Regions from separate parts of the Homo sapiens genome. Here region 1 is linked to region 2. Evidence: read pairs that join two places in POLR2A ChIA-PET (ENCODE). Cell type or tissue: HepG2. All regions are shown on one strand. Links, peaks and the distances in the headings refer to the core of each region. The heading gives the core; the rest is flanking DNA.

Region 1 (15,545 bases), core at 4,627-12,626, 130 kb after region 2:
GGATGATAGGCACACGCCATCATGCCTGGCTAATTTTTGTATTTTTAGTAGAGATGGGGTTTCACCATGTTGGCCAGGCTAGTCTTAAACTTCTGACCTCAAGTGATCTGCCTGCCTCGGCCTCCCAAAGTGCTGGGATGACAGGCGTGAACCATCGTGCCCAGCCTGGTGATCCTTTAAAAATGTATGTCGGACTGTCATTTCTTGGTTCAAAACCCTCCAATGACTCTTTTTTCTGAGACAGGATTTTGCTCTGTCGCCCAGGTTGGAGTTCTGTGAGATGTGTTCATAGCTCACTGCAGCCATGAACTCCCAGGCTCAAGTGATCCTCCCACCTTAGCCTCCTGAGTAGCCAAGATTATTGGCATGTGCCACCATGCCTGACAAATTTTTTGTAGAGATGGAGGTCTCACTGTACTGCTCAGGCTGATGTTGAATTCCTGGGCTCAAGTGATCCTCCCACCTCAGACTCCCAAAGTTTTGGGATTACAGGCATGAGCTACTGGACCCAGTCGATTTTCCTTCTTTTTTTTTTTGGAGACGGTCTCGCTTTGTCACCTAGGCTGGGGTATAGTGGTGTGAACATGGCTCACTGCAACCTTGACCTCCTGGACTCAAGTGTTTCTCCCATCTCAGCCTCCCGAGTAGCTGGGAATACAGGTGCGAAACACCACACCCGGCTAATTTTTGTATTTTTTTGTAGAGACAGAGTTTCGCCATGTTGCCCAGGCTGGTCTCAAACTCCTAAGCTCAAGCAATCTGCCTGCCTCAGCCTCCTAAAGTGCTCAGATTACAGGCATGAGCCACCACACCTGCCCTTTTTTGCTTTTCAATTAGTGAGTCAAGGGGAGATCTCCAATATATCTCCAATAGTGTGGTGGCTGGTCTGCTCTGAAATGTAAGCAGTTTTTTTTTGTCCCCTTGACCAGACTCTAAAAGTCTTAAGGTCAAAAAGTCCACAAATAACGTTTTGTTTACCCATCCTACAGTGCTAGGCCTAAGCCTCGGACTTAGGCAAAGGAGATCAGAAGGGTCATATGGCTAAATGTAGGTGGACAAGAGGGAGTCGGGGAGGGCCTTCCTGTGAATCCTCCTGCCTCTCAAGGACGCTCTGTTCCCTTAGCTTGAGAAGCCTTGAGGAAAGCTTTTTCCATGAACAAGCTTTTAAAAACCTTTTAGCTCTTTAAAAGCAGCAAGTACCATTCCAGTCATGACCCTGCAGACAGGTGGAACACCCATACTCCAGCCTCATTCTGAAGAGACTTGCAGAGCAGGAAGGAAGGGGTAATGACTTTCAGTTCCAGTAATGTATCTAGAAGCAGCAGCTGATTCAGCTAGATGATGTCACCTTCCCAAACCTCCTGACCAGCAGCTGAGATGGTAAAAGCAGGAAACAGGGGATACTCAGCTGGCTAAGTCCGAACATGCCTCTGGCAAAGGCCTACAGTAACCCCAGGCTCTGGAGGCATCCTCCTGAAGATGAGGAGAAAGAGTCCTCTCAGCTGGGAGTACAGTAGGTGTCCTTCAAGACCCTCAAACCAAGATGCTTCTCCAACTCTCCTTTTGCTAAGCAGCTTTCTGCATATCCTGAACCAACAATCCTTCATTTATTCCAAGAGTGGAGCAGGGGAAAGAAGCCTGGCTTTAGAGCCAGCCCAATCTAGGTCCAAATCCAGGATTCACCACGTAAAGCTGCAGGACCCTGGCATGCAACTTCACTTATCCAAACCTTAGTTTCTTTACTGGAAAAGAAAGTAGGGCTAATGGACCATTTAGCACACAGTCTAGGTGAGGGAATTAAATGAGAAAATGCATGTAGAGTACCTGACATGGGCTAGGTGCTCAATAAATGGTAGTCAACCATTATCCCATTGGATCTCTGCAGAGGAGATTTGAAAGATCACCTCCATCTATAACACAAAAGGAAACAAAGGTACCAACTAGACCCAACAGTGTCAAAGCTGAGTAACTGAGTTGGCCCATGCATATAGTTGCTTCCTAGATATTCCATTACTCAGTTTCATTTTCTGTACAGCATTTAACCCAATCCCTGAAATAATCTTGTTTGTTTCTCGGGCTAGCTGTCTCTCCCATTAAAGTAAGAGTTCTACAAGAGCAATGTCCTTGACCTTATCTTGTTTATCTTAGCATCTTCAGCATGTAGCACAGGGCCTGGCACATAGTTGGTGCTCAATAAACATTTGCCGAATCGCCAAATGAATAGCACCTGGGATGGCCAAAAGCTAAACTGACAATGGCCCCACACTTAACTCCTCCCCTCACTATTAGTTGAAGGCTCTGGCTCCCATTTCAGAAGCTGCCATTGCCACCTGGGAATCAGCAGCCCAACCAGTGGCCAGCATGGGCATTAGTCCCTGGGCACGACCTATCTATTGGGATACCAGGGCTGCCAAGGAGGGCCTTGGAATCCTCCCCCTGGCACTTGAAGATCCTACAAACCTGGTTCTAGCTGACCTTTTTGGCTTTATTACCTAATGAAAGAGACCCCTCCACATATGCCTAAAATTTGACTGCCACTGCCCACGGGTCTCTTCTTGAGAGTTGGTCTCAGCCTGCAAATCTTAACCCACATTGACTCTCCTACTGGGAGCTACAGCCCCTCTTTTCTCCGCTTTGTGGTAAGGCTCGGTGTAAACCTCACCTCTTCTGTGAAGTCCTTCCCTCATTTGGCATTTAGCATTTATTGTTGGCTTTTACAAGATCTCCTTTCATGTATATTATGTCTTTTCTCTCTAATTCAACTGGAAGTATCTTGAGAGCAGAACTGGGTTTCCAATGGCAATATCTCAATTAATAAACCTTCTACAGAAAAGACTCCTTGAAACAAAGTTAGCTAGGTCCAGAGAGGACTGGAGAGGGGTCTAGGCTCCTCCCTGCTGGACCAGCCCCTTTGGCAAAAAGAGGAGATCGTGTTGCCTCAATCCAGGAGCCCAGCTGATGAGGCAGGAAGGGAGCCAGCAAATCCTAGACTATTAGGTGCAGTCTGGGACAATCCCAAGGTCATCTATGTAATTAGATTTTTTTTTTTTGGAGACGGAGTCTTGCTCTGTCGCCAGGCCGGAGTGCAGTGGTGTGATCTCAGCTCACTGCAACCTCCGCCTCCTGGGTTCAAGCGATTCTCCTGCCTCAGCCTCCTGAGTAGCTGGGATTACAGGCACGCGCCACCACACCTGGCTAATTTTTTGTATTTTAGCAGAGACAGGGTTTCACCATGTTGGCCAAGACGGTCTTGATCTCCTGACCTCATGATCTGCCCACCTTGCCCTCCCAAAGTGCTGGGATTACAGGCGTGAGCCACCACGCCCGGCCTGTAGTTAGATTTTTAAAAAACCATCATTTTAAATGAATCTGGGCAATATTTAGTTATAAAGAATGGCATAAAAACTGCTCAGTTCAAAGGACTTTTGTAACATACATTTGTGTGAACTAATTTTACTTTTGGCTCGTCTTCTTACCCATATTTTCCTTTCACCCGACTCCCTTAGCTACATTATCCTTTTGGTTGTATGAATTTTCCTAAGTTGCTTCCAACTCTTTGTAAAACAGAGCAAGGTTCCAATAAAAAATAAGATTGGTCCAGTTTTCTTTTAAGTGGTACAGTGGTATATATAAAAAATGATGTTCCAAACAACTCATTATAACAATTAAGAATAAGTGGCAAAAATAATGCATGTAAATCACTGAATACAGTGCTTGGCACTTAATGAGCATTCAAAAGTAGGATGAAAGAACACTATTAATTCTCATTAGCTTCTCTTCTCTGGGCCTCAGTTTTTTCATGTCTTAGGTTTTGTTCATTTGTTTAATAATTTATTCAAAAAGTATTCACTGAATGTTTACTACCTGCAAAGAACAGCTGCAGACACTGGAGATACAATGATGAACAAACCAAACGCCCTATAATCATGGGGCTTATATTCTAATAGAAGAGACAGACAAAAACAAGTACACAAACAAAAAGAAAATTCCAGGTAGAGGCTGTTGCTATGACAAAACTACAAGAAGACTGGAGAGGGATTTAGAAATAGCATGGCTACTTTAAACTGAAGGTCAAGGAAAGTCTCTCAGAGGAGGTGACCAGCAAGCTGAACCAAATGTAGGCCTCAGAAAGGAAATACTAGGGGCAGAACATTTCAGGCAGAGAAAAGAGCAACTACAAAGGCCCTTGGGCAGGAAGAAGTTATGCCAGGATCCAGAAGCAGCAAGGAACCCATGCGGCTTGAGTGGAGTAAGGGAGAGACAGAATGATGGAGGGGCAGCCAGGACCAGATCACACAGGCCTCAGAGGTTGGTAAGAAGTCTGGGTTTTGCTGGGTGCAGTGGATCACACCTGTAATCCCAGCACTTTGGGAGGCTGAGGTGGGCAGATCACGAGGTCAGGAGTTCGAGACCAGCCTGGACATCATGGTGAAACCCCATCTCTACTAAAAATACAAAAATTAGCTGGGCGTGATGGCAGGTGCCTTTATTTTTTTATTTTTATTTTTTGAGATGGAGTTTTGCTCTTGTTGCCCAGGGTGGAGTGCAATGGTGCGATCTTGGCTCAACACAACCTCCGCCTCCCAGGTTCAAGTGATTCTCCTGCCTCAGCCTCCTGAGTAGCTGAGATTACAGGCATGTGCCACCAAGCCTGGCTAATTTTGTATTTTTAGTAGAGACGGGTTTCTCCATGTTGGTCAGGCTGGTCTCGAACCCCCAACCTCAGGTGATCCACCCGCCTCAGCCTCCCAAAGTGCTGGGATTACAGGGGTGAGCCATCGTGCCCGGCCAGTGGGCACCTTTAATCCCAGCTACTCAGGAGTTTGAGGCAGGAGAACCGCTTGAACCCGGGAGGCGGAGGTTGCAGTGAGCCGAAATGACACTTACTGCACTCCAGCCTGGGCGACAGGGCAAGACTCCATCTCAAAAAAAAAAAAAAAAGTCTGGGTTTTATTCTAACTACAGTGGAAGACCACTTGGAGGGTTGTAAACAAAAATGCAATAAGATCTGAACTTGGTTTTTATTTTATTAAATTTTTTGAGACAGAGTTTTGCTCTTGTTGCCCAGGCTGGAGTGCAATGGTGCAATCTTGGCTCACTGCAACCTCCACCTCCTGGGTTCAAGTGATTCTCCTGCCTCAGCCTCCCAGGTAGCTGGCATCACAGGCATGAGCCACCATGCCCGGCTAATTTTGTATTTTTAGTAGAGATGGGGTTTTACCACGTTGGTCAGGCTGGTCTCGAACTCATTACCTCAGGTGATCACCCGCCTTGGTGTCCCAATGTGCTGGGATTACAGATGTGAGCCACTGCTCCTGGCTAATTTTTTGTATTTTTAGTAGAGACGGGGTTGCATCATGTTGGCCAGGCTGGTCTCGAACTCCTGACCTCAGGTGATCCACCTGCTTTGGCCTCCCAAAATGCTGGGATTACAGGTGTGAGCCACCATGCCTGGCCTAAACTTGGTGGTTGTTTTTTTTTTTTTTTGAGACAAGAGTCTCACTCTGTTGCCCAGGCTGGCGTGCAGTGGTGCAATCTCGGCTCACTGCAACCTCCGCCTCCTGGGTTCAAGTGATTCTCCTGCCTCAGCCTCCCGAGTAGCTGAGAATACAGTCATGCACCACCACACCCGGCTAATTTTTTTATTTTCAGTAGAGATGGGGTTTCACTGTGTTGGCCAGGCTGGTCTGGAACTCCTGATCTCAGGTGATTCGCCTGTCTTGGCCTCCCAAAGTGCTGGGATTATAGGCATGAGCCACTGAGCCCAGCCCTGAACTTGTTTTTTTTTTTTTTTTGAGACGAGTATTGCTCTGTCACCCAGGCTGGAGTGCAGTGGTGCGATCTTGGCTCATTGCAACCTCTGCCTCCCAGGTTCAAGCGATTCTCCTGCCTCAGCCTCCCAAGTAGCCGGGACTATAGGCCCACGCCACCACACCTGGCTAATTTTTGTAATTTTAGTAGAGACGGGGTTTCGCCATATTGGTCAGGCTGGTATCGAACTCCTGACCTTAGTTGATCCACTCGGCTTGGCCTCCCAAAGTGCTGGGATTACAGGCATGAGCCACTGCACCCGGCCCTAAACCTTTTTTTTTTTTTTTTTGAGACGGAGTCTCTCCCTGTCACCTAGGCTGGAGTGCAGTGGCGCGATCTCAGCTCACTGCAACCTATGCCTCCCAGGTTCAAGCGATTCTTCTGCCTCAGCCTCCTGAGTAGCTGGGATTACAGGCGTGCACCACACCCGGCTAATTTTTGTATTTTTAGCAGAGACGGGGTTTCCACCACCTTAGCCAGGCTGGTCTTGAACTCCCGACCTGATGATCCACCCACCTCGGCCTCCCAAAGTGCTGAGATTACAGGCATGAGCCACCGCGCCCAGCCTGAACTTGGTTTTTAAAAGACCACTTTGGCTGGAGTATTGGGCAAGAGTGATTTTCTAAGGTCCCTTCCCAGCTTTTTCCCTGTCATTCTAGGCTGCCATGAACTGGTTGCCTGAGCCATAAAGACACAGTTTCTGGATTAGAGTGACTGAAGAGCTTAGAGTGGTTCCTTGCCCTTGGCCGGAGTAGGGAATCTGTGTCACCTTGTTCTGCAGGAGATGGAGGAAGTGACTCCCTCAGGGAGGGGTGGGAATCCCATCTTGGAAAACATCCTCAAACCACCTGTATTGTTTCTGCCTCCTGTGTGGAAGTTTCTGCCAATGACACAGTGCTCTCTGGAATGCACCCCCCCAACGCACACACCCAATCTTCCGTTTACACAGGCATAGCTGTACTTTGCATTCCTCCTAGGATTTAGTTCAAAGCTAGCCTACAGGAACTGGTCGATAAAGAGTTACTGATTGATTACTAAAGAAAGAGAATATTCTCAGCCATTAAGCAAATATTAATGAGTTTTATGAGTATTATGTTGGTCTCTGGGGGTGCAAGGTGATTAAATGGGTTTCTAGTCTTCACTGAGCTCAGAATTCAGTGGATAGACCAAAAACTACAGACAACTACAATGCTGGATACAATAGTTATAACAGCAACATTTACTAGGGCCTTCCTTATCCAGGTAGGACAAGTTGGCTTTGGAGCCAGACTACCTGGGTTCAAATCATGGTTTTACCACTTACTCGCTGTGCATCTTTGAACAACTTTCTTAACTTCTCTATAGGAATAATAAGAGAACCTACCTGAGTGGTACTATTTTGAGAATTCAATGAACTATCTCATATAAAACACTTAAGTGCAAGTGCTCATTGTTAAATATTACTAAAATTACCTTAATACCTGCACCATATGATCTTACATACATTCTTACAAAAGGCTCTTAAATCCTTACAAAAACCCTATGAAGTATTATTATTATCCCCATTTTTCAGATAGGGGGACTGAGGCTCAGAAATGGAAAGGAATGCACCCAAAATCTAACAGCTGATATGTAATAGAGACCAGATTCAAACTCAACTCTGTCTGATTCCAGAGCCCATACTTCCAATTAACAAAATGATCCCCTTTTCATAAAGAGCCCCAGCACAGTGCCTAACACACAGCAGAGACTTTATAAAGGGAGCTATGGTTATTATGTCATTGTCCCTGGAGTTTCCAGCTGTAGATGCTGTAGAACCCAGAGGAGGGGGCCTCTCTTTCACCCTAAAGGGATCTGAGAAGGGTTTAAAGGTGCTGGGTGCCAACTACAGGCTTTGCTTGGGAGTCCCAAAGGTTTCCCTCACTGGGGCTTGGGATACTAATATGGAACCTACACTAGCACCACTAAATCAGACCCAGAAAGTTCCCCCAGGTGTCCAAACACCTGCATGAACAAGCAGGCAGTTTCCTCTAGGTTGACTTCTTGTCTGGCCCTACACATCTCTCAGTTTCATCACTCAGCCACCAGCCCTGGGTCTCATGTATGCACCTGCTGCTTGACCCAGTCCCAGGAGACACTGAGCCTTAGAATTGGGCTCCTTCTCTGGACCTTGCCCCAAAGGCTATTTCTGAGTGACTCCCTGGGACTTCCCTGACATGGTAACCCCTAGGGCTCCAACTGAACATGGGTGCTGTGAGCAAGGGGAAATTCTTCTGAGTAGCAGATGGAGAGTGGGTAGAACAAGAGGCAGTTGTTCTGGATCAGAGATAAGCATGGGGTGAGAACCATAGTACACTGGATTTTATGTTTAAGCAGCACTGATCCTCGATAGTTCAGAACTCCCGCACTGAAGTCCAGCGTAGGCAGGTAAGGACAACCTGGAGCCAGGCATTAATACTCACTTCTACTTCCCATCTGAGTCATATTCAGAGTCTGGCCTTGCCTGGTACTTTGACTGCAGAAGGCAACCCATGGCTAAATCAAGGCACCTCAAGCCTCATAGAGAAAAGGGAAAGACTCAGCATTTGCTGAGCTTTTACTCTGCACTAGGCAATGTGTAAGTGCACTTTACATGTACCATTAATTATTAGGAATGTTTGTTAATCCAGTCACTAAACACTCAGCCACCAAGTACTAGGCCCAGCAGTAGCTGTTAAGAGTGAATAAGACATAGTTTTTATCCTCAGTAAGCTCAGAGCACCTCGTTTAGTCTTTCTCCCAACAACCCTCTGAAATGAGTATTACTTCCACTTTATAGATCTTCAGGTTTACAGAGGGAAGTAACTTGTCCAAATTCATGAAGCCAGTTAAGTGATAAGATATTGCTTCTACTCAAAAAATGCTTGTTGACTGAATGAATGAATGAATGACACAGCTATGGCTGTGACTTTAGTCAAGGAGTAGCAACAAGACCAAATATTTATAGTTCTCAAAGTGCTTTTTCATCTATCATCTCTTTGGGCCTCCCTGCTAGCCCATGAGGGAGGCAAGGCGGGTGTTATCTTTCTTCAACATATGAGGCAACAGGCAGAGCTTGGGCAAGAGGCTTGAGGCCACAGAGCAAACAAGGAGTGAGTGGGGCCATCCTGGAAAAACTCCAGAGTTCCCACAATGCCATGTTTAATCATTCAAACCCATGTCAAGCACCTACTGTGTGCCAGGCATGCTCCTACCCACTTTAAATACTTAACTCATTAAGTCTTCCACTCAGTCAACAAACAAGGAGGACCCTGGGAAGATAAAACAAAATATGCCCCATTGCCAAACGCCTAGTCAACAACACTGGCCAAACCTCTACTGTGTACAAGGTATGACTTGGGCCTTGTAGAGGAGGTAGGGGACAAGGTTGTGAGCCAAGGCCCCAAGCTTCAGGTACCTTAAAATCTCTAAACTCTTGGTCCAAAGATATCCACATATTCTGTCAGCCTGAAAGTTCACTCCTGGAGAGTAGATCCAATAGCAATGACAACAATTTGTTTACCAGTGATTGCAATGTGACAATAACAGTAATAATAGTAGCTTGTTATACTAAGTAATTACTATATGCTGGGCTCCTTGGTAAGTGCTCCATGTATCTTTTCAACTATTTTCATGCTCTCAAGAGTGTTTCAAGAAAAGCGCTGTAGGCCGGGCATGGTGGCTCACACCTGTAATCCTAGCAGTTTGGGAGGCTGAGGCGGACAGATCACCTGAGGTCAGGAGTTCGAGACCAGCCTGATCAACATGGAGAAACCCCGTCTCTACTAAAAAAACAAAATTAGCTGGGCGTGGTGGCGCATGCCTGTAATCCCAGCTACTCGGGAGGCTGAGGCAGGAGAATCACTTGAACCTGGGAGGCGAAGGTTGTGGTGAGCCGAGGTGGCACCATTGCACTCCAGCCTGGGCAACAAGAGCGAAACTCTGTCTCAAAAAAAAAAAAAAAAAAGGAAAAAAGAAAAGCACTGTATATTGTTACCTCTTTTCCATACATGAGGAAACTAAGGCTGGGAAAGATTAAGTATTTGCCAAGGATAACTATTAAGCAAGTGAGACTCACCAACTCAACAACGGTTTGTCAAATTTCGTACCTGACTCTTAACAACGATGGAATTTCTCCCAAGGAGGCAAGGCAGACACCAGGAATACCAGGAGCAGCTGCTGCCTGAGAGAGTGGGGGGCCTCCAGAGCCCCCAGAAGAGTCTTCCTAACCTCTTTCCATCAGGTTTTAACATCACACTGAGATGGGGAGGTAAGGAAAGAATGGTTAGGTGTGCTCAATCTATCCTTAGGGCAACAAGGGTCTGGCCCTCTTTGTTGACCCTCAAGGGAAGAAGTTTGTGACTTCCCATTTGTCACTCACCAACCCTCTAGAGAGAAACAGAAGGGGGCAAGGGCATGGGAGTATTTTCTCCCTGGGGTTGGGGGGCACACACAAGGGAAGAAGCAGCAGCCTTACTGGCTCTTTCCTCCCCTGGGCAAGAAGCCTGTACATGTGATACAGTGTATGTCATTCACATGGAACCCCCTTGGGGAAATGCCAAGGTACCTTTTGGACCCAAGAAGCCTCAGAGAGGAGAGACTGGCAAAGCCCTGAACTGCAAGCTAAGCTGACAATTTCTAAGCATTGTAACTAGGTCATCAGGTTCCTGGAGAAGCCAGCTGTGGCTGGGGGATGGGGAGGAAAATTTTGCAGCCTACCAAGATCCCTACTTCCCTTTAGGCCCCACCCTCCCTGAAATCTGCACCTGCTCCCAAACTGACCCCTCCCCCCAGCTGAGCCCAGCTGTCAACGGCTCCCAATGCCCCGCCCTGCCTTCCTTAGGCCAGAACCATGGGGGCCTCTTGGGCAGGAGGTACCTGATTGCCACCTGAGCTTTGCAGAGAAGGAGCTGTGGGGCAGGGAAGGATTGGCCTCTCCTAGAAGATATTTCTTGCTCCACCAGGGCAGCAAGAAAGTTAGGCCCCTTTGGGCCTACCTAGGGTACCCTTCCTGGCATTGTCACTGCAGGTGGCAGGAGACAGGTGATGTTTACCCTGCTGAGGCCAGAGTTGCCAAAAGGCTTCAATCAATCCTTTGAATCTGCACCTGGCCCTGAGTCCCAAAATAACAACCAGGGCAGCTTACCTGATCTGCAGGTTGCAGGTGCCTCTGGCTTTTCTCTCCCTGCAGCTCTGCCTGCTGAGCCCTGGCTGGCAAGAGATTCTTTTTCTTAGGGGTTACTGAGACCTAACTGCATCCCACAGGTGCTCTGGGCCTCTCCCCATTAGGCCCACCTCTACCATCAACCATCCCTCTGTCCAGAGGCCTCTGTCATCAGCCACCTGGTTTCTTCCCTGACCAACTTTATTGCTGACACAGACCATCTTTGGCTCTAGCCAGTCTGCCTCCTCATGATCTCTCAAATGCTTCATACATACTCCACCCTCCAGTTCTGTCTGGGTGGTTCTTACCCGTCTGGCCTGCTCGTGTGTGTGTGTGCGCGCGTGCACGCGTGTGTAACTAGCCTGATCTTTTTGGTGTGTGTGTGTGTGGCAGAGTCTCCCTCTGTCGCCCAAGCTGGAGTGCAATGGCATGATTTCAGCTCACTGCAACCTCCATTTCCCGGCCTCAAGTGATTCTCCTGACTCAGCCTCCCAAGTAGCTGGGATTACAGGCGCCCGCCACCACACCCTGCTAATTTTTGTATTTTTAGAAGAGACGAGCCGGGTGCGGTGGCTCATGCCTGTAATCCCAGTGCTTTGGGAGGCTGAGGCGGGTGGATCACGAGGTCAGGAGATCGAGACCATCCTGGCTAACACGGTGAAACCCCGTCTCTACTAAAAATACAAAAAAAATTAGCCGGGCCTGGTGGCGGGCACCTGTAGTCCCAGCTACCCGGGAGGCTGAGGCAGGAGAATGGCGTCAACCTGGGAGGCGGAGCTTGCAGTGAGCCGAGATCGTGCCACTGCACTCCAGCCTGGGCAACTGAGCAAGAGCAAGACTCCATCTCAAAAAAAAAAAAAAAAAAAAAAAAAAGAAGAGACAAGGTTTTGTCATATTGGCCAGGCCAGCCTCGAACTCCTGATCTCAAGTGATCCACCTGCCTCAGTCTCCCAAAGTGCTGAGGTTACAGGTGTGAGCCACCACGCCCAGCCACAGCCTGCTCTTGTTACATTCTTTTCACCTATTTAAACCCATCATGGTCCACATCTTCCTAAGACATAACAATGCCTAACATTGACTGAGTATATCAGACACCGTGTGAGGTGGTCTACACAGTCACTTATTCAACAAATATTTGCTAAGTGCCTCCTATGTACCAAGCACTCTGCTAGATGCTGGGGATGAAAGACAGGATAAAGCCCGTGTACTCCGAGAGCTTATGTTTTACTACAGGAGACAGATGGTAAACATGTAAACATGGCGACCTCTAGGGAGGTGATATCTGAGTTGATACCTGAATGATAAGAAGAGAGAGAGCCCTGATCAGATCCATAGGATGAGTGATACAGGCAGAGGAAAAACAGCAAGCCTATAAGGAAGAGATTACTATCATCTTCATTAAGAGATTAGTATTATCTCCATTTACAGACCGGGAAACTGAGGCCTCAGTGGAAATTGTACAAAGCTACGGTGCTGAGAAAGCTATGATTATTTAAGCTGTCAGTGACCTCTCTCCTTCCTAACCCTTTCCACTGTTGATGCAGAAGACAGTCTGGATTGGCAATGCAGTTGGCTAGGGAAAGGGTGCAGGTTGATGATACAGGCTGAGGGTGGAGGCCTCTGGGCCCAGTAATCAACTGGGTAGCTGATGGTGGAAGCTGGCCCATTTGGCAGAGGCCCAGGGCCCAGCAATGCAGTCAGGTGGGCTCAACTTCTTCCACTTTTGGTGTTTACTCTACAGGTTTGGCACAGTTTGCCTCAAGCCATTCACCAAGTGTTTGAGGTCTATTCCTACTGCTTCAAATGAGTTTGCTTCCTTAGGGGCAGAAACTTTTTTTGTAGCCTAACCTGTATCTAATAATAACCCTTCATGTTCATTGAGCAGGCCCTGGCTGAGTCCTCACCCAACCGCGGGCCCTGAGCCAGGTAGTCAGGGTAAAATAAGCCAGTCTGGGCTTGTAAGAAGCAATGACGCTTATAGGCTTTTGCATCAGACACATCTGAGTATAAGACCCAGCTCTGCCTCTTAGAAGATCTGTTACTGTGGACACATTAGGGAGCCTCTCTGAACCCTAGATTCTCCATCTTCACAGGAGAGCATTTGTGAGAACCAAGTAAGATGATTATATTGAGGGGATAAACACAGCACCTGGCACAGAGCAAGTAACTACTCAACCCATAGTATCTGTTATTATTACCAAAAAACACACTTACATTTCACTTTCTCATTCATGCCTCACTTACTCTGGTGGCTTGGCATTATTCTCTCAGGCTTATGGATGAGAATTTGAAGCTGATTTGCTTTGTGTTATGCCACCAGCAAGGAGTCAAGCTGTCTCAAATGTGAGGCCAGAGTTTTGTCTGTGTATGTGTTGAAGGTGATTAATACATATCAACTATAATGAATCTTGCCTGGTGTGTCTGGCAGCTGAGGAGAAGGATGGATGGCACATGTAGACTGATTCAGATGGCAGAGGGACACCAGCAAGACCCAAGGTGTGGAGTATGGAAACAGACCATTGAGGGATGGGACTCAGTCTCAGTTACCACAATATCCACAGTATCACTAGCATTTAGCACATTACAAAGCATTTGTCAATATTTGCTGATTTAACAAAAGAAATGAAACTCCAAGGACAGCTCCAAGCCACACATCCAGCTTTAGGAGAGGCAGACAGTATTGATAATACTGTGTTAAAAGCCAGAACATGAATTCTAAGTCTGATGCTGCCATTTACTGTGGGACAAGACCCCTTATCTTAGTTTCCCCTCTGGAAACAGGGCTGAACATACCCACCTCTCCTACTTCACTGGGAAATAACTTATAAAAGGAGTTTGGTAAATTGAAAGTATTATCATGCACATAAAAAGAATAATCATGACAATACAGACTACTAAGACAGTAGAGTGTGAATCCCAGCTCTTCTTGGTACTAGCCTGTGAAGCTCTGGGTATATCACTTTTCTCTGAGCCTCAATTTTCTCAACCATAAAATGAAGGTAACAACACCTACTTTGCAAGATTTTTAAGGACTGGAGATAAAAAGGACAGGCTTCAGAGTAAGAGAGACCTGGTTTCAAATGCTGACTCTGCCTCTGGCTAACTATAAGCCCTCCCAAATCTCAGTGCCTATAACGATAAGGTTGTTGGGATAGTAACAAAAACAGCGTCACTAAAGGCTGTCACATAGTGAGCACTGGATTAATGCCAGCAGTCACCTAGACAATAGCGCACTGGACGAGGGAACACAGTGGAGCGTTTAAAAGGGGGAGGTTGGAAGCTACCCTCCCAGGCTTTGCCTCTTACTAACTGTGCTACTTTGCATAAATTGCTTAACCTCTCTGTACCTCAGTTTCCTCATGTGTGAAACAGGGATAAAAGAACCTACTTCAGAGTGCTGCTGTGAGAATGAAATCTATTAATACATGTAAAGCACTTTGAACAATGGCTGGCATAGAGTAAGCACTCAATAAGTGTTAGATACTATTAATAGTAATGTTAACAATAATATTAATCACCAACTGGAGTAAGAGGGAGGGACTGTTTATCCTGGGACATGGGTGTCCCATGAAATAATTACAGAGAAGTCTCAGCAGCTGTTTGTAGGCAAGTTTTTAGCCTCGAAGACTCTATGGAAAGGACACGAGGCTGGGGGCTCCTGAGCAAATATCCCAGTCCCACTGACCAGGAGGCCAGTCTCTAGGGAAGCGAGTCAGGCTCCTTGGAAGGGACACTATGTTCCTATCCCTGCCTGACTCGGGGGAACAAAGGCACGTGTGTATGTGTGTGTGGCCAGGGAGGAGGGAGGGGAATGTTTCCCTTTCAAGAGAGGAACAAAGGATCTGAGGCATAGTTGAGTGCGTTCCAATCCCCTCCCAGGCCAGCTCCCATTCCTCAGATGATTGTCCAACAAGGTTTTCAACCTTCTAGCTTCCTCCTCAAAGGTGACTGGGGGAGGGGAAGGCAGGCTCTGTTTCACTCCACCCTTTATCATCAATTTCCAAGAGGCAGGATTTATATGTGCCAAACCTCAAGTTATCTCTTAAGAATCCCATCCTATGCAGGGGTGGGGTGGAATCTCCTAGGGGAACTCAGGGTTAATGGATGACACAGGGCACCGCAAGCAACAGGTTTAATGCATCTCCAGGGGAAGTCCAGGACTGAAACTGCTAATGCGTGATGGAGCCAAGGAGAGAACCCAGGAATTCTAACTGACCTCCCTCACAGCCTAGCCTAGGGTAGGGGGTAATGGCCTGGCAGAACCAAGTAGAAAGGCATTTTCTAAATCTTGAAGGGATGATCACAGCTGGAGGCAGAAGCCAGGTGAAGGAGGAAAGGGTAGGGAGCAAAGAAAGTAATGGACAAGAGGAAAGGCAGGGACACGTCCAAAAAAAGTAGTTTTTGGGGGGCGGACCTCTAGGGACATTGCTTTCCAGTTTCCACACTCTTGCCGGCAGGGCTGGGACAGGAAGCAGTCCATGGAAGTCATCGCAATGGCATTTCCTGAAGAGCTGGAGAAAAACCTCCAGTTCCGAGGGGAGCACTGGAGGCTGCCCAAAAAGCTGTGTGGCTC
Region 2 (15,545 bases), core at 2,389-10,388:
GGGAACATTGTTCCTGCCACCAGCCCCACCCCTTGCCTTTTTCAGCAGTACATGGGTACCTGGCCTGTGGACACCAGTGGGAACCTTACCCTGGGCCAGGAGCCAGGGGAGCGCAAGGCATCAGAGCCCTCTAGGCATCCCCCATCCAAATGTTAGCTGGATCTTAAGAATAGCTGTTGTGGATTTTTCTCTGCCTACTGTCAGAAGTCCTAGGTGACTCTGCCCCCAGGTGACTTCAGGCATGTCTTCCCCTCCCATGGCCTCAGTTTTCACATGTGAGTAATAGAACAGGGGGCGTGTGGGATGCCCTAGTGTGGTAGAAAGTGCCCCGAGTAGAAGGCAGGTGTCAGTCCCTGTTCATTCACCTCTGTGGCTTTAACCCACAGCTCACTGCTTTCTCTATATCTGTATCTCACACAGATACCCCTTCCCCAGGGCCATATCCACACCTACCACACCCTGCACACAGCCCCACCCATACCGCAAGGCCTGCGTGACTCCAACAGGTGTCTGCCCCCAGCACTGCCGACCCTGCCTGCCAGGGACCTAGAAATAGCTGTCAGTTGCGATTAAAGCTGCCTACTCGGGTGCCTTCCGCCCAGTTCCACCTGCCTGGCCTCCAAGCTGTCCCTAGAGCGCTTGCCAGGGCCTCCTGTGCACCTGGCTCCCCGCAGGGGAGCCTGTGACTCACCCCTCCCCCGGACCTGCCTCTGCCCTCCCTGTCCTGTCTAGAATCCCCAGCCCCCCGCCTGCCTGCCCACATTGCCTCGCCCAGCAAAGCTCTGTGGTCTGAGGCAAGTGGGGGCTAGGGGTGAACTTGGGGACAGGTCTCAGGGAGCTTTGGGAGCAGGCATGGCACCCGATCCCTGAGCTTAGCACCCATCCTTCACCCTCCCTCTGCTTCCCATCCAGCCCAGGTTTCCCTGCCCCTCCCCTTGGGGTAACCACCCAATGCTATTGTGCCCTCATCAGGCAAAGCTCTGAATACACAAGGCAGAGGGTGCCCCTGGCCTTTACCTGCTTGGTGCTAAATGCTCTGCCATACAGGTACCCTGCCCCCACTGTTTGCCCTCCACTCCCACCCTGGACATTCTTAGATTGGGGTAAAAAGCAAGTGATCTCTCTCTCTCTCTCTCTCCCTCCTTTCTCCCCATTTCTCTCCCAATTCTCCACCTTTTTACTTTTCCCTTCTATTCTCCTCCTTTTTTTATTGATTTACTTATTTTTATATTGGTACCACATTCACATAGTTAAAAATTCCAAAGCTGTAACAGAGAGAGCACCCTCATGCTCCAGCTACCCCACAGAGGCCAGCAGTGTTACACAGACATTCAGACACCTGTGCACTGATGTGTGTATACTTTTTCTTGCACAGACGGTGGCATTCTTGGAGCATTCTGCACATTGGGTTTCTACGGTATTTCTTAGAGGTGTTTCCACAGCAGCACATACACTTCTAGAGCATGCTTGTTCTTCTGCACAGTGGCCTGATGTGCCTTTGTCTAGGTGCATCTTTCTTTTTTCATTCTCCAAATAATATCAGCTTCTTTCCATAAAATCTGGAAGTGCAAAAATAGGTAAAAACAAGACAGTTCTGCTCTCTGCTCCTTGGAAAGGAAGTCTCTGTCCTCCCTTAGTCTTTCCCTATCCATCTCTTTTTTTCTGTCTCTTCTCTCTCTCTCACACAGCTACGAGTCCTCGGCGGAAATCCTGCCTCATACCCCGAGGCTCACCCACTTCCCCACAGTCTCGGGCTCCCCAGCCAGCCTGGCCGACTCCATGCAGCAGAAGCTAGCTGGCCCTCGCCGCCGGCGCCCGCAGAATCCCAGCGCCATGTAATGCCCAGCGGGTGCCCACCTGCCCGCTTCCCCCTACTGCCCCGGGGCCCAAGGTAGGGCAGACACTGCAGCTCCAGTGCATAGGGCAGGGACCATTGCCAGGAGTAGGCCGCAAGAGCAGCTCCTCCACAACCACCAGGCAGTGGTTGCACCGAGCCATAGGGCTGGGAAGCAGGACAACCCCGAAGCTTCCTGCCCTCACCAGTAATGCGGGGCCCACATCATAGTGGATGGAAATGGCCCTTGTCATGCAGTAGTAGATACTGTTACCATTCAAGGTATATGTATAACCTTAGGCAAGTTACTTTCTTCATCTGTAAGTGGGCACATTCCTGCCTCACGGGGTTTATCTGGTGAGGAAAGATTTGTATTATCTTTGGCATGAACTCAGTTGCTTGAAAAATGAAGCCCATAGAAGAAGCTAAGCCAGGGTGTCTGTCTTCAGAGCAGCACCTTGCCGCTTGCCAGTACAGCAGTGCCCTCACCTCTGGGGCTGAGCTGTTTGATTCATGCTGTGTGCCCTGGGAGGCAGCCTATCTCCATCTCTTGTAGCCTTGTCATGGCCACCCCTTTTTCCACGCTACAGCAGAAGGTTCAGGAAGCTTGAAATCAGCCCACACAAGCCCAGGCCCAACCTCTCTTCCATTGGCTGCTGCCCTTGCTGCCTCCTGGTACCCCCAGGCTCAGAGAAAGCAGAGCAGCCTGCCTGAGGAGGGCATGTGGTAGGGCTGGGGCCAGGCGCTGTTAGGTGCTGGGCAGTGGACACAGGGCTGACGCTCTGCATGTGACCAGGCGCTTTCCTAGGATGGGGGTGGGGGAAGGGGACAACCAAGGTTCTGCTCACCCTCTCCTCTAAATGAATTTTTATTGTTGTTTTTTTTTTTTTGGTCAGTTATGAGGAGTCAAATCCTAAGGATCCAGCGGCAGTGACAGAATCCAAAGAGGGAACAGAGGCATCAGCATCGAAGGGGCTGGAGAAGAAAGAGAAATGATGCAGCTGGTGCCCGAGCCTCTCAGGGCCAGACCAGACAGATGGGGGCTGGGCCCACACAGGCGTGCACCGGTAGAGGGCACAGGAGGCCAAGGGCAGCTCCAGGACAGGGCAGGGGGCAGCAGGATACCTCCAGCCAGGCCTCTGTGGCCTCTGTTTCCTTCTCCCTTTCTTGGCCCTCCTCTGCTCCTCCCCACACCCTGCAGGCAAAAGAAACCCCCAGCTTCCCCCCTCCCCGGGAGCCAGGTGGGAAAAGTGGGTGTGATTTTTAGATTTTGTATTGTGGACTGATTTTGCCTCACATTAAAAACTCATCCCATGGCCAGGGCGGGCCACTGTGCTCCTGGAAGATTCTCTGTTTAAGCACCCAGTGTCTTGCCCTGGGTTTTCTAGGTCTCACCTGCCCACCCAAAATCTTTTCTGCAAGCCCCTTAAGGGTGCCCACCCCAGTGCCTGGCCAGCCCTGCACCCGTAAAACACCTTTTAGCCAGTAGAGGGGGCCCACGAGCCCTCTCTCACCAGCTAGCACTTTTCTCACCACCTTCCTCGAAATACTTGGGGGCAGCAAGGGTGTTGGCAGATGAGAGTCTCCCACTCACCATGGTGAGAGTGGTGGGGAGTACCCAGGGCTGACCTGACTCACAAGGGAAGCAGTAACTGTAGAACCTGCCAGCCTCCCTGGTCCCTGTGCCCATATGGCTTCGGCTGATGAGGGCTCAGACTCTAGGTTGCCCTGAAGATCAAGGCTTTGTCTCCCATTCTGCCCATTCCTGGGTTTCTTCCCAAAATGACTACTGTGGGGCCAGTCATGGCACAAGGGCCAGGACCTCTAGAGGCTGGGGTGGGGAAGGACTGAGCTAGTGATTCTTAGAGGCCTTCTGGGGCCTAAGAGCTGAAATCTCAGCGCCCGGGTTTCCCTAAAGTTTGCTGAAGACAGCAGCCCCGGCCAGCAGGAGACCGACCGGGCACCACCCCAAACCAGGCAAACGGTGGCCACAACCCTCATCCACCCACCTGGTATGAGGTCACTGAGTGGGGAAACAGACAGGAGCGGGTGGCCACCATACTGACAGACCCGGGGCTCTCCCTTGCCCAAGCTTCAGGTTCAAAGGCTGAAAATAACAGTGGCTTCCAGTTTGGAAGTGGCCAAAGGACAATCATGACCAGAGACTCAGGAGTATGACTGTAATACCCTCACTAGGTATTGACATGCACTAAGCACCTTGATATAGGATTTCACTTCCTTCTGAGTCTTGGGCTGTATGTGCTATTATTCGCTCCGCTGTGCAGATGAGGGAATTGAGGCAGCTTGCCCATGGACATCGATTTGACCTTAGCCAAGCCAAACAATTCCAGGTTCCTAAGGACCGCAGCTCCTCCCCAGACCCCTGGGACCAAGTCACTGGCTGGTGTGCTGGGCATCCCTGAGCCCCAGCCACCCAATTTTACTGGCTCCAGGGTTCTATAGGAAGGAAAAGGGGTAGAAAATTTCAAAAGGCTTCTTCCTTTCAGGGAGGGGGGTTCCCTTTCAGGGGCTTCTGGAATCTCTACCCACTCCAGCCAACTCTGAGGCCATGTGGTCCTGGAACAAGGCCCCTCTGAGGCAGATGGGGCAGGCGGCCCAGGCACATAGCATGGTTGGCTCTGCGGCCCAGGGCGCACAAAGGCCTTATTGAGTCACCACCAGCCCCCGGCAGAGGCTGAGGTGGCAGTGGCGCCGAGCGCCTGCCACCTAATGACTGTCCTGGTCCAGCCAGATGTTCCACAGACCTCCGGAGCAGCGGACTAGGGCCCGCCCGGCCAGCCGGCACCGCAGAGGCCACTGTAATTCCAATTAACCAGCTTCAGCTGAGCAAACAGCGGGCAGTGGTGGCCCAGCCCAGGCGGTAGGCCTGGCCCGCAGAGCCTGCGAGTCTAGACTCCAGATGTGAACCGCCACCATCAGAGTCCCATGGAAAAATGGCACCAGGCCGGGCAAGGATTGGGCCTGCATGCTGGGGAGGGGGTGTGGGTGGTTGGGCAGGGCCCCGAGTGGGCTAGATGCCAGCCTCACCTGGTTTGGGGTGGATTATTAGGAAACTGCTCTAGAACCCAAGTTCTACCCTGCTTTATTAGATTCTGTTTCTGTGCCTCAGTCTCCCATGACTGCGACAAGAGAGAGGGTTCCAAGGGGAAAACCAGCCCTGCTGAGACCCCAGTGTGCACTGACTGTATTTCACGTGACTAGCATTATGCTAGTGCAACTGACCCTTGAACAACACAGGGATTAGGGGCACCAACCCATCATGGTCGAAAATCTGTATAACTTTTCAGTCCCGCAAAACAACTAATAGTCTGCTGTTGACCAGAAGCCTTACCTGATAACATAAACAGTCAAAACATCTTGTATGTTATACGTACTACACTGTCTACCATAGAGTAAGCTAGAGAAAATGTAATTAAGAAAATCCTAAGAGCCAGGCATGGTGGCTCATGCCTGTAATCCCAGCATTTTGGGAGGCCAAGATGGGCAGATCAGGAGGTCAGGAGATCGAGACCATCCTGGCTAACATGGTGAAACCCCCGTTTCTACTAAAAATACAAAAAATTAGCCGGGCATGATGGCAGGCGCCTGTAGTCTCAGCTACTCGGGAGGCTGAGGCAGGAGAATGGCCTGAACCCGGGAGGCAGAGCTTGCAGTAAGCCGAGAGAGGCAGGCGGATCACAAAGTCAGGAGTTCGAGACCAGCCTGGCCAATATGGTGAAACCCCGACTCTACTAAAAATACAAAAATTAGCCTGGCATGGTGGCAGGCGACTGTAGTCCCAGCTACTCAGGAGGCTGAGGTGGGAGAATCACTTGAACCCAAGAGGCGGAGGTTGCAGTGAGCCAAGATTGCACCACCGCACTCCAGCCTGGGGGACAGAGTGAGACTCCGTCTCAAAAAAAAAAAAATTATTCAGTGAAAGTGGATCATCATAAATAAAGATCTTCATCCTGGTCTCTGTGTTGAGGAAGAGGAGGGGGTTGGTCTTGGTGTCTCAGGGGTGGCAGAGGTAGAAAAAAAGTCCACGTTTAAGTGCACCTGCACAATTGAAACCCGTGTTCAAGTTTCAAATGTATCTTAAGATTTACTTAATCGTTGTAACAACACTTTGAGGTACCTACATCATTCTTACGATGGGGAAACTGAGGCAGAGACCGTAAGGGCGGGCCCAGGGGGCATGTGAACCCAGAGTGTCTGGCTTCCAAGACTCGTATTCACCGTGGTGCCGTTTGACATGATCAGGATAATGGATCCCTGGTTCCTTTTGGGGGCAGCATTGGAGAAGGGGGTTTGGCACCGTCAGTCTGACAGCAGGGCTGGCTCCTGCAGTGTGAATGAAGCGGTCTTGTGCTCGACTGTGAAGGGGGGTTAGGACCTGCTTCCCAGGGCGGGTCCAGCTTTCTGAGGGAAAGCCTTCAGAGCCTCCATCAGGCCGGCACCAGGTACCAGTTAAGCACTGGGCAGGGAACAGAAGTGGTCAAACGCCGCTTGCCGCGACTTGAAACTGCTGAATAAATGGATAATGTCAAGCGCTATGGCTTAGGGCAGTAGTACCTCCGGTTCCTACGATCGTGTCTGGGGTCCCTGAGGAGCAAGGCAAGAGTCGGCCATTCAGGAGGTCAGAGTTCAGCTGTTCTTGCACAAGCAGGGAAGCTGAGTCACCCCAAACACGGGCAAGACTAGCGGTGGTATCAAATGGCTATCAGGGGCGGGGCCTCAGGGGCCTGCCCCTGCCTCCCCGCCCTGCGTTTGGATTCCCTCCAGCATTCCGGGCCAGGGCGCGGGAGGCGGAGGCCGAGGAGAGGACGGGAGGAGGCTGCATCCTGCCCTGGTGCGTCAGGAAGGGCCGAGCGAGCGGGAAGGAAAGCACCACCCCCCACCCCCGCCGCGGCCACACCTGGGTTCTCCAGGCGGGCAGGGGGGCCCCCGGGCCGGCGCCTGGCTCCAGCAAGTCTGGGCCGCCTCCCCGCGCCGCCCCGCGGGGGCCGCCAGATGGGCTGCCCGCCCGCCAGCTCAGCGACGCAGGCAGGAAACGCCGGCCGGGCTGCCAGGAACGCGCGCAGGGGAGGGGGCGGGCCCGGCCGGGCCACGCCCGCCGGAGGGGAAGGAGGGGCCAAGCACCGCCCGGCGGGGACTGGTGAGCTCCAAGAGCCTGCGATCCCGGTCCCTGCCTTTACTAGATGGGTTTCCTTGGGTAGGTCGTTTTACTTCTCTGTGCCTCACTTTCCCTACCTGTAAAGCGGGGCTGCCTGTCTCCGCTCTTTTTCCCTTTTCTCTTTTATTTGTGCAGCAGGGTTTCACTCTGTCGCCCAGGCTGAAGTGCAGTGGCGCGATCACGGCCCACTGCAACCTCGACCTCCTGGGCTCAAGCGATCCTCCCACCTCAGGTGGGAATATAGGTGTGTCCCACCACGCCTGGCTTTTTTTTTTTTCCCCTAGTTGAAACGGCGGTTCTCACTCTTGCTCAGGCTGGTCTCGAACTCAGGCTCAAGCAATCTTCCCACCTCGGCCTCCCAAAGTGCTGGGATTAGAGGCGTGAGCCACCGCGCCGTGCCTCAGCTATTTTCGTGTGACCGTGTGATCTCAGGACACTTTCTTTCCCTTCTCTTCCTTGGTTTTCTTACCTGAAAAATGGGGTGAACAATTGAACCTCCCTCAACCATGGGCTAAGCCTTTGTTTTCCTCTCCACCGTAGCCCCAACACTTGGCCCATTGCCTGAAACATGAAGGCACTCAGTATTTGTTGTAAGAGTGACTATAAAGGTTTGGGACAATCCTGAGGGCCTGGCTACAGCAGGCACTTCATAAATGGACACAAATTATCAAATTACCTAGAGTCTAATGTTTACCAACCTGCGGCTTCAGGCAAGTGACTTCCCATCTCTGAGCTTCACTTTCCTCGTCTACATAATGGCTGTGAGGATTAAGTAAAATAAATAAATACATGGAAATCACACATAGTGTGTTCTCAATAGATATTTATGGAAGAGTCTCCAAAATATTAAAAAAAGGGAGATACTATTTTGAGTAAATTTGAGGGCAAGGAATATACAAAGGAGTTAGGTGGCTTGGAAGAAGATTTTTGCTATATATGTAAACTAAGCTGTGTGTGGGTGGGTATTTTGCTTGTTGGTTTTTGAGACAGGCTCTCACTGTAGTCCAGGCTGGAGTGCAGTGTGGCAGTCATAGCTCACTGTAACCTTGAACTCCTGCACTCAAGCCATCCTCCCACTTCAGCCTCCTGAGTAGTTAGGACTACAGGTGCGTGCTACCACACCCTGCTCACTTTGCATTTTTTTTTTATTTTATTTATTTATTTTTTTGAGACATAGTCTCGCTGTGTCGCCCATGCTGGAGTGCAGTGGCGCAATCTCGGCTCACTGCAAGCTCCACCTCCCGGGTTCATGCCATTCTCCTGCCTCAGCCTCCCAAGTAGCTGGGACTACAGGCGCCCACCACCACCCTGGCTAATTTTTTTTTGTATTTTTAGTAGAGACGGGGTTTCACCGTGTTAACCAGGATGGTCTCCATCTCCTGACCTCATGATCCGCCCGTCTAGGCCTCCCAAACATGCTGGGATTAGAGGCGTGAACCACCACGCCCGGCCTCATTTTGTATTTTTAAAACTTTGGCCCGGGCGCGCTGTGGCTCACCTCTGTAATCCAGCACTTTGGGAGGCCACGGCAGGCAGATCACGAGGTCAGGAGTTAGAGACCAGCCTGACCAACATGGTGAAACCCTGTCTGTATTAAAAAGAAATATGGTCAGGTGCAGTGGCTCACGCCTGTAATCCCAACACTTCGGGAGGCCAAGGCGGACTGATCATTTGAGGTCAGGAGTTTGAGAGCAGCCTGGCCAACATGGTGAAATCCCGTTTCTACTAAAAATGAAATAAAATTAGCTGGGTGTGGTGGCACGCGCCTGTAGTCCCAGCTACTCGGGAGGCAGAGGCAGGAGAATTGCTTGAACCCAGGAGGTGGAGGTTGCAGTGAGCCGAGATGGTGCCATTGCACTCCAGCCTGGGCAACAAGAGTGAAACTCCGTCTCAAAAAAAAAAAAAAAAGAAAAGTTTTTTAATTAGGCTGGACATGGCTCACACCTGTAATCCCAGCACTTGGGACGCAAAAGGATGTAGAATGCTTGAGGCCAGGAGTTCAAGACCAGCCTGAGCAACATAGCAAGACTCCTCCCAATCTCTAAAAAATTTTCTTGGCCGGGCGCGGTGGCTCATGCCTGTAATCCCAGCACTTTGGGAGGCCGAGACAGGTGGATCACCTGAGGTGAGGAGCTCGAGACCAGCCTGACCAACATGGTGAAACCCCGTCTCTACTAAAAAATACAAAAATTAGCCAGGAATGGTGGTGGGTGCCTGTAATCCCAGCTACTTGGGAGCCTGAGGCAGGAAAATCTCTTGAACGCGGGAGGCAGAAGTTGCAAGTGAGCCGAGATCATGCCATTGCACTCTAGCCTAGGCAACAGAGCACGACTCCTTATCAAAAAAAGAAAAAAAAAAAAAGGTCGGGCACAGTGGTTTACGCCTGTAATCCCAGTACTTTGGGAGGCCGAGGCGGGTGGATCACGAGGTCAGGAGTTTGAGATCAGCCTGGCCAACATGGTGAAAGCCCATCTCTACTAAAAAAAAATAACAAAAATTAGCCAAGTGTGGTGGTGGGCAGCTATAATCCTAGTTACTTAGGAGGCTGAGGCAGGAGATTGCTTGAACCCAGGCGGGAGAAGTTGCAGTGAGCCGAGATGGTACCACTGCACTCCAGCCTGGGCAACAGAGGGAGACTCAGTCTCAAAAAAAAAAAAAAAAAAAAATTAGGCTGGACACGGTGGCTCACATCTGTAATACCAGCATTTTGGGATGCCGAGGTGTGTGGATTGCTTGAGGCCAGGAGTTTGAAACTATCGTCGGCAACATAGCAAGACTTCATCTTTACAGAATTAAAATTTAATATTAGCCAGAAATGATGGCACACACCTGTAGTGTCAGCTACTCACGAGGCAGAGGCAGGAGGATTGTTTGAGCCAAGGAGGACTGCTTGAGCTTGGGAGGTCAAGGCTGGGTGAGCCATGATAGTGCCACTGCACTTCAGCCTGTGCAACAGACCAAGACCAGGTCTCAAAAAAGGCCGGGCACCATGGCTTAAGCCTGTAATCCCAGCACTGTGGTAGGCCACGGCAGGTGGATCGCTTGAGCCCAGGAGTTACAGACTGGCATGGACATCATGGCGAAACTATCTCTACAAAAAAATACAAAAATTAGCCGGATCTGGTGGCTCACACCTGAGGTCCCAGCTACTCGGGAGGCTGAGATGGGAGGATCACCTGAACTGGAGGTGAGCCATGATCGCACCACTGCACTCCAGCCTTGGTGACAGAGACCCTGTCTCAGAAAAAAAAAGAAAATTAGATGTAAAAAACATTGAAAATAAAACAGCACATTTGGCCACCCATAGATTACTTTCAGATTTTTTTCTATGCTTTTTTTTTTTAACCCAAATCAGATCTAAATGAAGTATTTTTTCCATAGTTAACTTTCTTCCCATTTCAGTCAGTTGCCATTTCATCTCACACCCAGACAGCATCCAACCTTTGTCATTTTAAGGCAGACAGGTGTGACAAACAAGGCTATCTTCATGTGAAGGCAGACCCCTGCAGAGAATGCCTGGTGGAGTCTTTGATGGGCCCTCCCTACTGCCTTCCCAAAACCATGGGTCCCAGCTCTGTGCCCCCTGGGATCAGCCCAGTTGGGGGTACCCAGCGAAGGTGCTGCTTCAAGACCCCCATGGGCCTGTCCACCTCAGACAGGTGCTTTCCTTTGCTGCCAGACCCCCATGGGCCTGCCCACCTCAGACAGATGCTTTCCTTTGCTGCCGGAAGCTGGCCACCCACCCCCTCTCAGGCTACCCCAGGTCCCAGCTGGGCTCTGAAGTGCGGGAGGGGAGGTGGAGGCACTGGTAACACTCAGATGCAGAGGTGGTGAGGGAAAACCCAGGGTACTGAGTCTGGAAAACAGATTTCTTAGGTGTGGACTTTGGGGGAGAAGCTGAGCCTCTTTCTGCCTGACCGGGATCCTTTCTTCTTGACAGGTTCTCTATGCAACTATGCGTGCATGTTGCGGGGACGGGGTAGGTGTTTGACTGACAGTGTCTGCTCCTGTGAGAATCTATTCTGATGGACCGGGTTTGGTGGCTCATGCCAGTTATCCCAGCACTTTGGGAGGCCAAGGCGGGTGGATCACCTTAAGTCAGGAGTTCACAACCAGCCTGCTCAACATGGTTAAACTAAAAATACAAAAATTACTCCGGCGTGGTGGCACACACCTATAGTCGCATTGTGTCTGTAATTGGCAGGTTCTTGGTCTACACTGACTTCAAAAACGAAGCTGCAGACCCTCGCAGTGAATGTTACAGTTCTTAAAGGCAGCGTGTCTGGAATTTGTTCCTTGTGATGTTCGGATGTGCTGGGAGTTTTTTCCTTCTGGTGGGTTCGTGATCTCACTGGCTCAGGAATGAAGCTGCAGACCCTCGCGGTGAGTGTTACAGTTCTTAAGGCGGCGTATCCGGAGTTGTTCGTTCCTCCCCGTGGGTTTGTGGTCTCGCTGGCTTCAAAAGTGAAGCTGTAGACCTTTACAGCGAGTATCACAGCTCACAAAAGCAATGTGGAACCAAACAGCAAAAAAAAAAAAAAAAAAAAAAAAAAAAAAAAAAAAAAACACCACCACACACACACACCCCATGCAGAAAGGAACCCCAGTACATTACCACTGCAGAGCCGGGCAGCCTGCTTTTATTCTCTTATCTGGCCCTACCCACATCCTGCTGATTGGTCCATTTTACAGAGAGCTGATTGGTCTGTTTCACAGAGAGCTGATTGGTCCGTTTTGACAGGGTGCTCATTGGTGCTTTTACAATCCCTGATCTAGACCCAAAAGTTCTCCACGTCCCTACTAGATTAGCTAGATACAGAGTGCTGATTGGTGTATTTACAAACCCTGAGCTAGACACAGATTGCTAATTGGTGCATTTACAAACCTTGAGCTAGATACAGAGTGCCTATTGGTGTATTCACAATCCCTTAGCTAGACATAAAGGTTCTCCAAGTCCCCACCAGATTAGCTAGATACAGAGTGCCGATTAGTGCATCCACAAACCCTGAGCTAGACACAGGGTACTGATTGGTGTGTTTATAATCCCTTAGCTAGACATAAAGGTTCTCCAAGTCCCCACTAGACTCAGGAGCCCGGCTGGCTTCACCCTGTGGATCCCGCACAGGGGCTGCAGGTGGAGCTGCCTGCCAATCCCAGGCCGTGTGCCGACCGCACTCCTCAGCCCTTGGGGGGTCGATGGGACCGGGCGCCATGGAGGAGGGGGCGGCGCTCGTAGGGGAGGCTTGGGCTGCACAGGAGCCCATGGGGCGGGGGGGCATGGCGGGCTGCAGGTCCCCAGCCGTGTCCCACGGGGAGGCAGCTAAGGCCCGGCAAGAAATCCAGCGCAGCGCCGGTGGGCCAGCACTGCTTGGGGACCCGGTGCACCCTCTGCAGCTGCTGGCCCGGGTGCTAAGCCCCTCACTGCCTGGGGCGGCGGGCCGGCCAGCCGCTCCAAGTGCGGGGCCCGCCAAGCCCATGCCCACCCGGGACTCTAGCTGGCCCGCAAGCGCCAGGCGCAGCCCCGGTTACCACCCCTGCCTCTCTCTCCACACCTCCCCGAAGGCTGAGGGAGCCGGCTCCGGCCTCGGCCATCCCAGGAAGGGGCTTCCACAGTGCAGCGGCGGGCTGAAGGGCTCCTCAAGCGCAGCCAGAGTGGGCGCCGAGGCCAAGGAAGCCCCAAGAGCGAGGGAGGGCTGCCAGCACACTCACCTCTCGCCATCTACTCAGGAGGCTGAGGCAGGAGAATCACTTGAACCTGGGAGGCGGAGGTTGCAGTGAACTGAGATCGCACCACTGCATTCCAGCCTGGGCGACAAAATGAGACTGTCTCAAAAAAAAAAAGGAGAGTCTATGCTAATGTTTGGGTTTCTACAAGTTGTGGGTAATGGTAAAGTTGAAATCTTACGTGGACCAGTGCTGTAGATGGGTTTCTATATGGTTGTGATTGTGAATGCATGATTGTGTGTTTGTGTCTAAGTATGTTTAGGAGTATGTGTTTCTGAGAACATTTGTGAGCAAGTGCCTGCATTGGTGGGTGGGTGTGTGTAATTGGTGTGTGGGTATAAGAGAGACAGATCATGTGGAAGTGTTTGGGTTGATAAAAGGGCTTTTGCAAGGGCATTGCCTGTGCGAGTTTGTGAATGTGTGCTGTCCCATCTGCTTGCTTGCTTGTTTTTTTTCTTTTTTGTTTTTTGAGACGGAGCTTCGCCGTTGTTGCCCAGGCTGGAGTGGAACAGCGGGATCTCGGCTCACCGTAACCTCCGCATCCCAGGTTCAAGCGATTCTCCTGCTTCAGCCTCCCGAGTAGCTGGGATTACAGGCATGCACCACCACGCTCGGCTAATTTTGTATTTTTAGTAGAGAGGGGGTTTCTCCATGTTGGTCAGGCTGGTCTCGAACTCCCGACCTCAGGTGATCTGCCCGCCTCGGCCTCCCAAAGTGCTAGGATTACTGGTGTGAGCCACTGTGCCCAGCCCTTTCTGCGTGTGTGTGTGTGTGTGTGTGTGTGTGTTTCAGGTCTTGTTTCTTTGGTTCATGCTTCCCTTTGCCTGGGTCATCCCCCAGTGGTGCAGTCACAGCTCACTGCAGCCTCAAGCTCTCAAGCTCCTGGTCTCAAGCAATCCTCCCACCTCAGCCTCCCAAGTAGCTAGAACTACATGTGTACACCACTGGCCTGGCTAATTTTTTTTTTTTTTTTTTTTTTTTTTTTGAGACAGTGTCTGCCTCTGTTGCCCAGGGTGGAGTGCAGTTGCGCAATTTCGGCTCACTGCAACCTCCGCCTCCCGGGTTCAAGCGATTCTCCTGCCACAGCCTCCCAAGTAGCTGGGATTACAGGTGCACGCCACCACGCCCGGTTAATTTTTTGTATTTTTAGTAGGGACGGGGTTTCACCATGTTGGCCAGGCTGGTCTCCAATTTCTGACCTCAAGTGATGCGCCTGCCTTGGCCTCCCAAAGTGCTGGGCTTACAGGCGTGAGCCACAACGTCCGGCCAGGCTAATTTTTTAATATTTTTGTAGAGACGGGATCTCACTGTATTGCCCAGGCTGGTCTCAAACTCCTATCCTCAAGCAGTCCTCCTTCCTCAGCCTCCCAGAGTGCTGGGATTGCAGGCATGAGACCCCGCACAGTCTGTTTCTACAGCGGCCTCTCTGCGGCTTCCTCTCTTCTGGCCTCATGGAGAAACCCCAGAAAGAGCATAGACTCTGGAATTAGAGAAACAGGGTTTGGAATTCTGTGCCATTCTCTCCCTGTGTGGTTTGGCCAACTGATTCAAAGGCTGTTTCCTCATTTGTAAAATGGAGATATATAGTCAGTGGTCCTTGTTATTATCTCCCTGCTACCTGCCCCCTTCCCAAACACCAGCCAGTCTTCTCTGCTCTGGCCAAATTGATAATAGCTTTTGTTTTTCAAGCCTAAAACCAGCTTCTTCCAATTTGCTCAGCAGCTATTTGCTAATCATCCAGAGTGACCTAGGACGTATTTACATGAGCGGAAGAGCCACTCGGGGAGAGTGCTGCTGGGAATGCCTCCACAGAGATGCTGATTGTACGCATGCTGCGTAAGCCTCAGATTTTTCTGTTCAGGCCCAAATGCGCAGCACAATCTGTGGGAAAGTTGCAACAGAGAAAGCAAAAAAAAAACAAAAAGCAAAAAACGAGTTTTTACTTCCTTAATAAAATTGGTTTTGGTGCTCACTTTGGCAGCACATATACTAAAATTGGAACTAGACAGAGATTGGCATTGCCCCCGAGCAAGAATGACACGCAAATTCGTGAAGCCTTCAATAAAAAATAAAATAATTTTGTTTTCCCAATCTGTGTCTCTTTTAAGCCCCACAGGATAGAAATGTCCTAAAATAAGAAATTAAATAAGAGGGGAAGCCCCATGATCTGTTCTGGTTTTTTTGGGTGGTGGTGGTGGTGGTGTTTTTTAATGGGTCTCTCAGGATTCCACCAGACCCACTTCCCAGCCGCTGTGTGGTCTGGGCCTGAGAACACCAAGCCCCCCGACCTGCGGCCCACGCCCACCCACCACCCAGCCTCGGCAGTGCTTTCCCAGGATTCACATGGTAATGAAGGCATCCATCTTCTCCCAGACACACACTGGGCCCTGCGACCCTCCCAGGGCCCACACAATGGCCCACAGCGCCGCGGCCCCACCACCTGTTGGATTTTCCCAGGGAAGGGAGTGAGGGGGTGGAGGGGAAGGGCAGTCCGTCTCTTCCCAGCCCCCAGCCCCATTTGCACCCTGGTCGCAAGAGTCAGTCAGCGAGGGCACCCATGTCCTCGGACTCTCAGTCCATCCTCAGCACCCTGTTTCCTCATCCTCAAACTGCAAGGTGGTTGGGAGGATTCTAATGGGAATGGTAGTAAGGACACGCTCAGGAACTGTGGATTGCCAGACAAAGAGAGCAAAAGGCCGGGCGCGGTGGCTCACGCCTGTAATCCCAGCACCTTGGGAGGCCAAGGTGGGCGGATCATGAGGTCAGGAGTTCGAGACCAGCCTTGCCAAAATGGTGAAACTCCCATCTCTA

The links. Peaks named below come from ENCODE experiments on the same cell type or tissue, not always from the same donor. Only the 100,000 strongest peaks of a DNase experiment are listed, where the experiment ranks them.
Region 1: POLR2A ChIA-PET joins it to region 2 with 13 read pairs; 13 of 35 experiments call an interaction of 5 or more read pairs at or near these places.

Annotation. Positions count from the first base shown.
Region 1 is chr20:31,698,022-31,713,566 of GRCh38, forward strand. The region is part of intron 2 of BCL2L1 (BCL2 like 1); the gene reads right to left. All of the region lies in intron 3 of BCL2L1-AS1 (BCL2L1 antisense RNA 1), which reads left to right. Among named protein-coding and RNA genes, the nearest start is that of BCL2L1, 17 kb to the right of the region's middle. RefSeq lists enhancers at 33-980, 1,364-1,413, 7,904-7,953, 7,964-8,063, 8,114-8,193 and 2 more. In HepG2, for the core only: no CTCF peak of the experiment used is centred there; DNase peaks (open chromatin) are centred at 6,750, 8,126, 8,910 and 12,110.
Region 2 is chr20:31,566,390-31,581,934 of GRCh38, forward strand. HM13 (histocompatibility minor 13) reads left to right here. Exons shown (of 13, transcript NM_178581.3): 12 at 1,689-1,835; 13 at 2,731-3,154. The coding sequence ends at 2,830. HM13-AS1 (HM13 antisense RNA 1) reads right to left here and starts at 6,874. Exons shown (of 3, transcript NR_046853.2): 1 at 6,753-6,874; 2 at 6,410-6,534; 3 at 1,198-1,559. LOC107985416 (a long non-coding RNA gene) reads left to right here and starts at 6,621. Exons shown (of 3, transcript XR_005647051.2): 1 at 6,621-7,049; 2 at 10,951-10,989; 3 at 11,215-11,390. It also overlaps the pseudogene RNU6-384P. RefSeq lists enhancers at 1-274, 275-1,150, 424-563, 6,231-6,772 and silencers at 3,217-3,511, 6,574-7,153, 8,656-8,825. In HepG2, for the core only: CTCF peaks have their summits at 2,907 (motif pointing right), 3,326 (motif pointing right), 6,129 and 6,841; DNase peaks (open chromatin) are centred at 2,902, 6,642, 7,672, 8,042 and 3 weaker places; H3K4me3 peaks cover 2,124 bases.